Linked DNA regions of Mus musculus: region 2 is linked to region 1. Evidence: chromatin contacts called from ENCODE Hi-C or POLR2A ChIA-PET data. All regions are on one chromosome and are shown on one strand. Each heading gives the region's core, a stretch centred on a gene start or an enhancer-like site at or near the end of the contact. The rest is flanking DNA. Distances are from core to core; before and after follow the strand shown. Region 1 holds the start of Abtb2 (ankyrin repeat and BTB (POZ) domain containing 2). Region 2 overlaps Abtb2 (ankyrin repeat and BTB (POZ) domain containing 2).

Region 1 (4,736 bases), core at 1,070-3,569:
CTGCTTATTTGCCACTGAAAGCTGCACACAAAGTGACCCTTCCAATTGGACCATAAGGTTGGTCCATCTTAAATAATACATGGTGGCCACCCCTGAAGCTGGTGTCAGATAAGCAGTCTGCTGTTGAATGCATGTCGTGCTCTAAACTGCCATAGCAAACGGCAAGTGCTTTGTTTTCACCCTTGGCTCTGAAGCCTTGCAATGCCTTCAGTTGGGGTGCAGCTACCCAGTGCTTAGTTTTCTAGACTCCGCGCCGTGCAGCTGCCCATCCCCCACACTCCATTCCCATAATGCGGTTTACTGAGCCTGTCATCTTTCCTTTCAGGAAAGCCTAAAAGGTTGTGCATTTAATTTAACATGAGGTTTTAATCAAATGCTTACTTGGCTAATGACAGCTGGAAAATTCAGCCCCAGAAGCCAGCGTGTGGCTCTTTCTGGGAAGCAGACTCAAGAGTCTCTGGTTTCCCTCACCTCTGGGCACATAGTATTAAGAGCTGGGAGCTCTCCCTCCACCTCCTGTCAAGAGGCCTGACTATGAGCACCATTAAGCCCAGGGTGCAGCACCAGAAACTGGGCTCTCCATTCTAATCTACCCATCCCATTTATCCAAGGCTCAGGTGTTGAGAGTACAGACCCCTGGGCTGCTTGCTGCCACAGTGCTGAGACAACACCAGAAGAACCACAATCTACCTATGGTGAGGTGAAAATAGACTCCTAGAGATCCAACTAACAGGGAAAACCGTAGCAGGGCAGCAAGACTCACTTTAGAGGGTTCAGGAGTAGTTTGGTCCACGCACCCATTCTCACTCAATTAGTGTACAGTCAACAGAACACTAACCACAACTTTATCCTCAAAAGTTAGACACCTAAAACAACCTTTGACAAGATTTCCACTTAAGAATTCTCCCAGAATTCCGGTGGTTCACTTCACAGCTTGCTCCTAAGAAAATCCACTCCTGGGGTGGCCCACCCAGCCTGTAGGTCAAGGTTCCCTTCACCCACACCCCCCTCGTGCTTACCATTGGCGTTCTTGCCACAGATGAGATGCTCATAGGGTTGCAGGACTCCCCAGAGCTCGGCGTCGTTGTTGATGACCATCTCCAAGGCCTCAGCGGATACCTCTCCACCTCCTGCCCCTCCGCCATCTGGGCTCTGGCTCGCCAGCACCCTGGCCCGGATCTCCTCCACCAGGTTCTCCATGCAAGCCGTTAGCGAGATGGCCGCGTACTCATGGATGCGCACGGAGATGCGAGTGTCCACCATCCAACGGAAGAAGCGGCCCACGGAGAAAGTGAGGCCGCAGCGCGCCGACTTGCCGCGGCGCAGCCCATCCCCAGCGCTCATGCTGTAGAGGGACAACGCCTTGACCGCTGCCAGTGCGCAGCTCTCGGCCAGCGCCCAGCTGTGCACCAGGCGCACCGCACTCTGCACCTCGAAGCGGGTGCACTTAGCGTGCAGCACGCTAAGGCGCTGCGCCTCCCGGGCCACGCGGATGAGCGCCCGGCGGAGGAGTCCGGCCAAGCGTCTCACAGCCTCGGCGGAGAACGAGGGCAGCCTCCGGCCGCCGACGCTTTTGCGGAGCACCCGGGCCACGTCTCCCTCGGTCCAAGGGAACTCCTCCAGCTCCGGGAGCCGCGGGCAGCGGGAGAAGAGGTCGGCCACTTCGGGATCCTCGGGCAGCACTGTGTTCACCGTGTCCCAGCTGTTGTGGCGGCTGTTCATGGAGCCGGAGTAGCACCACCAGGCCGCCCCGCGGTGCTGCTGCGCCGAAGAGTTGAGCGCCTGCGAGTTGGACTTGGAAGACGAAAGGCTGAGCGAGCGGCAGGAGTCGCCGGCCCCATACCCGGAGTCCAAGGTCAAGTCCTCCAGAGTCTTCAATGTGGAGCTGTATGTCCCGGCCATGGGGGAGCCTCCGCGCGCGGCCTCGCCGAGCGAGGGGCTCTCACTGTTCCATGCCCACTTGCCCCGGGGGAAGGGGGCGGAAACCAGCTCTAGGCTCTCGGAGGCGCCCTCCGTGCTCGCCGCGCCGCGCCTCGGGGCCGCAGCATCGCCCGCGCACAGGCCGCGGGAAGGTAGGCGAAGCTCTCAGCCGGCCGGAGCCCGACGCCGTCCGCGTTCAGTCGCGCCGCTGTCAGCGAACGGACTTCCCAGCCCTCCTCCTCTGAACTCGCGCCGCCAGCTCTCAGCTTCCCTTACAGAGCGTCCGGAGAGTCCATCACCACAGAAAGAATCCCGAGAAAACGGGGCGGCCACCGAAGAGCGAGGCGCCCGAGGTCCGTCTGGGACCAGCCGCTGAGAAAGCGCTCCACAAACTTCTACGGGGCGCGGGTTACAGACACAGATAGGTCCTCTGGAGCGGCCCGCATGCAAATACACCCGGGCGGTTCACCAATCATCAGCCACGCCGGGCAAGGGCTATGCCAATGGTTTCCGAGAGGGGCGGGAAATATGCAAATCACCGAGAATGGGGTGTAGCGGGTGGGTATGGCTGAGGGGGTTGGGTGGGGAGAACAAGCGAGCGAGCTGGCAAGGAGGTGGGGCGCAGAGACCCAGAAAGCCGGGGGAACCCGAAAACAGGCCCCAGCGCTGAGGATTAAAAGATAAACGAAAAGGAAAAGCCCCTATGTGCTGTCCCTTTCCCGCCTTCTATGCTTTAGACTTAGGCAGGCAGCTCCTTGTAAAGCTGTGAGCACCCAGCCCAGGGCAGTAGGAAAAGAAAACTGGGAGGAGACCCGACTCACCTTTCTTGTCGACTTTCTACCAAGCCCCTCCTCCTTCTCTTTTGAGAAATGAAAAGCTATTTATGTTTGGAGGGCAGGGGAGCACCTCTGCTTCTCTTCTCAGATCTATCTAGTTTTGTTTATATTGACTTTAGGCTCCAATCGAAACAGACTATCTTAAACTGGGACCTGAAAATAGCCCGGCACTCAGAGGCCTGTGATCACACCCCTGTATCCACTGTTACAGTCCACTGTTTTCCAAGGATTATCTAGGAGGTGGGAGTCCAAACCTAAAGAATGAACGGCTTTCCTCCTACCGGTGTACTATCAGGCGGATCCTTTTTGTCCAAGGTGGGAGGGAGTGCCTGCAAGGAACCAGATGAAAAACGAGGACCTGCGCTGAACACCTCGTGCATGCAGGTGTTCCCTTTTAAGGACTTGCTGGCATGATGTGCGGGTCCGCAGGTCTTCTTCCCCCTCGGGACTCGGTGCCTCCTGGGTACAGTGAATTGCTGTCCTTCCAGTAGCGCCCAGGTGCACCCCAAGCGGCTCGCTAGAGAGCTACTGATTGCATAGATCCACGCCCAGCTCTCGGAGGACCAGCTGCTCCTCCATAACTATTCACACGCACGTGCACAAGCGTGCACCAGCCCCCCTCCAGCAGGACTGCAAAATCAAAGCGCGGATTGTGCACAACGTTCGTCCCAAGTCCTCTTCGCCAGCTCCTGAATAGCTCCTTTGTGCTGTACTTTACAGTTCTGACCTTGGGCCGTGAGTTGGATACGAACTAGAAAAGTCTGGTTTGTCTCTTTCCTTAAATTAATGATCCCTTTCCCCATAAAGCGATTTTTTATTTGGCAGTTTTACTTAATTTTTTCCTTTCCTGGGGTACATGAGACGTTGCCTCCTGATGCCATAGAATTGGAAACAGAGTCAAGGACGGAAGTACTGTGCAAGGCATAAGTCATCAAATTAACAGAGTCACATTTTATAGAGGCGAAATTAGAAGTTAAATTAGAGGTTCAACTTGTCAGAAAACACGAAAAACCGTTTGATGGATTTAATACCCATTATGAGAAATATAATAAAGGAAATATCGTCCTCTAGTGGATATCCAGAGGAAGTAATTTTTTTTTTTCTTTGTTCATTTTCTTCAAAAGGCTGACTGGGAAGGTACATTAACTAAAAAGGTGATTTGGAGTGCTTCTTACACAAAATATGGGATATTTGTATTGGTGTATTTAAATCACATGATGACTTAAAATGTAAAGATAAACATGCCCAATTTGGATATAGATGTGGTTATTCATATCTGTAACCTCAGGACCGAGGAGATAAGCAGGAGGGCTGACTTGAAGCCAGCCTGGGTTTTGACAAAACCCCAAAAAGAGGATAAAAAGAGAAACACACCAAGAATGAAATCCCGGACTTTCATGGGTGTTAAACTGCCCCACAAGGGTCCTAGACAAATAACTGGATTTCTTTAAGAGATAGCAAGAAAATCGAGGGAAGAAAGAGCAGCTCTGTACATTAAACGATACTTAGAAGATACATCAACCATTCACAAGCTATAGAACATACTTAGGTTTTTAATTTAGAAGTTAATTTAAAGCATTGGGCCAGAAAAGTAGGTCAGTGATTAAGAGTCCATACTGCCTTTGCAGAAGACCCAAGTTCAACTTCCAATACCCACATTGGATAGTCTGTAACTCCAGCACCTTTGGCCTTCACAAACACCTTTCTTTCTCTCTCTCTCTCTTTCTCTCTCTCTCTCTCTCTCTCTCTCTTTCTCTCTCTCTCACACACACACACATACACCACCTAGATCTAGGATTGTTCATGCCAATAATCATACAAAGGAAGTAGCTTTAGGTAATCCTTGGGTGAAATCCCCTATTTTGTTATTTAAAACATAAATTTAAAAAAATCTGGAAATTAGAGTACAAAATGCCCTAAAATTTACCTTGAAAGTGAGGGATTATAATCTGAGCTATCTAAATATAAGTCAAACTGTTT
Region 2 (4,736 bases), core at 1,582-4,081, 96 kb before region 1:
TACCAGTTGGAACTTCTTCTGGGTATATGCCCAGGAGAGGTATTGCTGGATCTTCCGGTAGTATTATGTCCAATTTTCTGAGGAACCTCCAGACTGACTTCCAGAGTGGTTGTACAAGCTTGCAATCCAGGAGTGTTCCTCTTTCTCCACATCCTCGCCAGGAATAGAGATATTCTTAAATAGTAAAGCAAGCCTTGCTTCAGGTGGAATTATAGGATAAGAGAAGGCTTCAGACTCTTGAGGTGGCATGGCTATTCTGTAGGTGGCCAACAAGAAGGCAGACACTGGAGGACAAGGTGGGACTCCTTCAGCAAAGAAGGGAAAGAGCCAGATGTGGCAGTCTGGTCTCCCAGCTCCAATTCAAGCCACAGGTGGACCAGAGCACTGAAGTGTCAGTATACAGTGCCCACACTGTTATGGCTGGTGTGACCTGCTGTTTACAGCAACTCTGCGACCACACAGGCTTGCAGACTACAGGGCCCACCCTCAGTCTTTACACTTCTGCCTTGAAAAGAAACAGGGGTTGGGGGTGGGGCAGAGAAGAAAGGCCCTGCTTGACAAACAAACACGTGTGACACCTGGGACACTTCCATAGTAGGCATCACTCGGTTTCACTTTTCCTGACTCATGTAGCCACCAGTGGCCACGGAGAACTGGGTTCCTGAAAGCAAAGCTGGGGCTGTATGGGGTGGACGGACGAGAGAGGAATGAGACCAAGACAAAGTTTCTGATGAAGGCCCAATGTTTAATTTTGAGTCTAAATATTAAAGGGGGCGGGGGAACCCATCTCCCACGGTGTCAGGAACTCCTCGGGAAAACAAACTCAGCTGCTCAGCAGACAATGGCTTCTTGCAGAAAGCTGCAGACATGGCAGATCAATAGACTTTACCTAGGTCAGAACACTCCACCCTAGGTGGGCTAACCTACGGTGGCAAAAACAAGGTATGGTTCAGCCCGCTCAAGGCTGGTGGGAGGATACAGACTCAGATAAACGCTGGAATCAGTCAGGGAGGATGGGCCATCCTGTCAAATGCTTGACCCCATCCTAACTCATGGATGCTGTCCTCTATGAAAGAGAGACCAAACCCAGAACCCTCAGACAAGGACAAGGCTGCTTCCCTAGAGAGTACATACTGTCGACTGTGGAGGAGGTCGGGATCTGAGCAACATGGTCAGAGCATGCTTTTGAGCACCCTGTAGGTAACGGAACCCTAACTATAACATTCAGAATCCACATTGCAAGGGGCTGACGAGCCTGCAGGAGATGACACAGTTTGTAAGCATTCCAAGTTGGCCATTTTTTTAAATACTGAATTATAAAACTCACTCTTGCAAAGAAACACTCGAGTGACATTTTTGTATAGCCACAGTTGTAACCATAACTATTAATTCAAATGTGTTCGTCACTGTTCAAAGGAACTTGGACCCAATAACAGCGGAGCCCCCTTTTTCTACCTCTTCCACCCCAGAAACCAAATAGCTAATTTCAGATATTTCACATACATGAAACCACACAACATATGGCCTTTTGTGACTGTCTTTAGGGTTTTTTTTGGGGGGGGGATAAGGATGAGGGTCTCATGCTGTAGCTGAAACTGGCTTCCAACTCATGATCCTCCTGCCTCAGTCTTCTGAGTGCTGGGCTTATAGATGCGTACGACCACGCCTGATTACCACATTGTTCTATTTTACTTATTACACAACAGGCATTTCCTGTCTTTAAATGTCACTGAGGGTCACTGCTACCTGCCTCCCATTATGCTTCTTCATACGGTCTACCCTCCTCTCTTCTGAAGCTCACACTGTGCAGGAGGCGGTGGCAGGGCTCCTGGTTAGAACCCACCAAGGAAGGGAACAGAGTTCCCAGGAGAAGCCCCTGAGTGCCGGGGTGTGGACAGACACATGGCTAACATGGACATGTGCATGCTTTGCCTTTGCATCCTTGCCACAATTATTTTTGAGAAAGCAGAACAGGTATAAGTGAGCCTAAAGCCCACCTCCACACTCACATGTACATCATCCAAGAGCGTTTTTTTTTTTTTTTTTTTAAAATACAAACCATGCTATGGAGTGACACAGAACTGTGGAAAACACACACTTATCAAGCAAAATGAGGCTCCAAATACCTAAGGTATCTCGCAGAGTATGTAATACCTACATGGTACCTAGAATACAAGATGGCTCAAAAAAAAAATGGTACCTCTGGCCAGGGAGTGGACACAGAAGGCTCCTATAAGCTGGTGATGGGAGGGTGGTCACCCCAAATGTGATGGACCAGAGGGATGACTGCCCTTCTCTGACATATCAGCAGTCACTGACTGCTTTGTTATAAAGTTGACTTGACAATTGGCATTTGAAAAGATTTTGTTTGTATACTTACGTCTAAGCATATGTATGTGTACCAAGTGTTTATAAGTACCCATGGAAATGAAGATATTTCAGAGTCCCTGGAACTGCAGTTATAGGCAGTTTTGAGTGTGGTAGGTGCTGGGATCTGAACCTGGGTCCCTTGCAAGAGCAGCAAGCACTCTTAACCATGGAGTCATCTCTCTGGCCCCAAGAGAGGCTCGTCCTTTCTTATTTTCATTACAAACCTTACTACAGATTTGGCAACTTTTTCCTTTGTTTAAAATTGCCTGTGGCCTAGTAAGGGATTTCCCCCACTCCTGGCTCCTCCTGGCTGAAATAGAGACAGAGGTAGGAGTATTTCCCACCCTCCCCAAGGAGGCAATCTCTCAAAGGGAATCATGAGTCACTCAGATGAGCTTCCGGTGAGATCACATAGAGAAGCTATTTGTGGACACCTTGGCTGAGACAGCTGACAGCTGACTGACTCAGTGAGGCGGGGTTTGGGGGACAGGCACTCAAGCAGAAACCTGCTATAGTGGCTATGGAAAACTGTTAGGGTCCCCTCCCTGGACTTCTGAGAGCAGAGGCGATAATCAGAACCTCAGAGTCTTTCTTGTTAAATTACCTAGGACCTTCCCATCTAGAGACTCCTGGGTTACTTTCACTGACAAGACTGTGCATTTCATCCATCTGAGGCTGGCAAGGGTGGTACCAGGGCTGCTCCTGCCCCTGGCAGGAGGGATACAGTTCCAGTGCTGGGAATCTAAACTCCTAGGAACCTCTTAAATGCCAGCTCCACTCTGCATCTCATAGCACATGGGCACAGTGCTACAAATTTGCATGGTTAGCTGTCAGGCTGTGGTGAGCCTCAGGGATGTTCAGATGAGATTGCTCAATGAGATCCTTCCCAACGTGGCAGGGCAATGCTTTCTGCTCCTGTTAGTCTCAGGTTCTGGGAATCCTGGTTCTGCCCTGGCTCCACAGGAACACTTAGAGATTGCTTCATTAATTAGCTTACAAGTTTAATGTCTTCTCCCTTCTCTAAACCAAGACTGCGACTCCTCATGGCAACGATTACCTGAACAGAGGCTCAGGAAATACCTTGTGAAATAGCTGAATGCCACCAGCCAGCTGGCTGACCACCACCCTTAATGTCTGGGCCTGTTTTTATATCTGCTAAATGGGCATGGCTTCTCTCCTGTGTTTATACTCAAATTATATAAAGCCCTAATCCCAATGCTGATTCAGAATAAGAGTTCAATAAAGCACTAAACAGTAGCCTACCACATCCCAAAAACTTGATGAATTAGCTTTTGTTCGAGGAGTACCAAAGGGGAAGGAATGGGGGAGATCAAAAGAAACCCACCATCCTAAGAGGATTTATCTATTAGAGCCATCCAGGCTTGAGAGGGATCCCCTTGTTTCTCAGGCACAAAGCAGGGGTCCTGCTGATCCCACTTCTAGGAGGCAGTTGCAGCAATTCATCACTAATTGCCATTTGGCCATGCTTTTCTTGATCTAGAATGATGAGTCCCTGCTAAAGGGTCTAATTAGCCACAAGAGTCAGTCTTAGCTAAATGAACACTCTTCGTGCCCTCAGGTAAGGAGATAAGGCTGGCAAGGCTAAGAGAGGCTGCCCTTCCTGGAAACAGTGCTTCCAGGTAGCAGAGTCCTAAACCCAGAGGGCTGCAGGCAAGGCAAGGACCTACTGGGCTTCCCTGATGCCTACGCCCAGAGAAGCAATGACTACCAGGCTAAAACAGAGATGAGGATGGACTGACCTCCCTGTAGGGCTTCTGGGGACAGACAGCTAGCTCTGTGAGGAAGAGAAAGAGGCCCATGGAAGTTCCTGAAGATTCTTCTCAGGGGGAGATTAAACATGGACAAAGAGACATAGGCTAGAAGGGAGGGGTGGGAATAAAGAGAGAATGCAGGGGCTTTATTTCCCTTGAAAGAAGAGGTCACTGCGAACAGTCTATTCATTTGAAAAGCAAAATGTGCATTTTCAAAGAGCTGAGAGGTATGGACATTTTCTCCTTCCTTTGCTCTTGTAGATGTAGAGAAATCACATTTGTCTTCCTCCTCTGGCCTGTGTGACAGGTGGAAAACAAGGAACTCATTCTAATGTATTTTTAAAATTATATATATATATATATATATATTTAGTTAGCATATAGAACAATGGGTTTTGTTACAGCACTCTTTTTGATTTGTGCTGGCTTCATCTGAAGGGTTGTGAGAGCTTGTTTCTGGCTTGAAAAGGGCGCTGTGGCTTTTCTCACAGCATTTTAAGCAACACATCACTGGTAATCAGCTGCCAGAGAACTCCATTTCTTTGCCCTGCACCTTCCCCCTGGTTTACTGATTTGCCCAGGGAGGCCTCGGGG

The links. A loop is a pair of places that touch in the nucleus more often than their neighbours do. ChIA-PET counts read pairs that join two places held with the same protein, here RNA polymerase II (POLR2A).
Region 2: a loop to region 1 is called in a map of Patski, with 3 times the contacts of the local background. The contact joins the enhancer-like site here to the promoter of Abtb2 in region 1. A Hi-C loop is called at or near these places in 1 of 37 maps with a recorded cell type or tissue (Patski). POLR2A ChIA-PET finds 5 or more read pairs at or near these places in 3 of 5 experiments (Patski and embryonic stem cell).

What each region holds. Positions count from the first base shown.
Region 1 is chr2:103,563,893-103,568,628 of GRCm38, reverse strand. It overlaps Abtb2 (ankyrin repeat and BTB (POZ) domain containing 2), which reads right to left and starts at 2,319. Exons shown (of 17, transcript NM_178890.3): 1 at 1,020-2,319. The coding sequence starts at 1,902.
Region 2 is chr2:103,660,351-103,665,086 of GRCm38, reverse strand. The region is part of intron 1 of Abtb2 (ankyrin repeat and BTB (POZ) domain containing 2); the gene reads right to left. Among named protein-coding and RNA genes, the nearest start is that of 8030431J09Rik, 91 kb to the right of the region's middle. Within about 2 kb of position 2,831, at least 1 of the 3 ENCODE cell types and tissues checked has a DNase peak (open chromatin) inside an H3K27ac peak, as active enhancers do.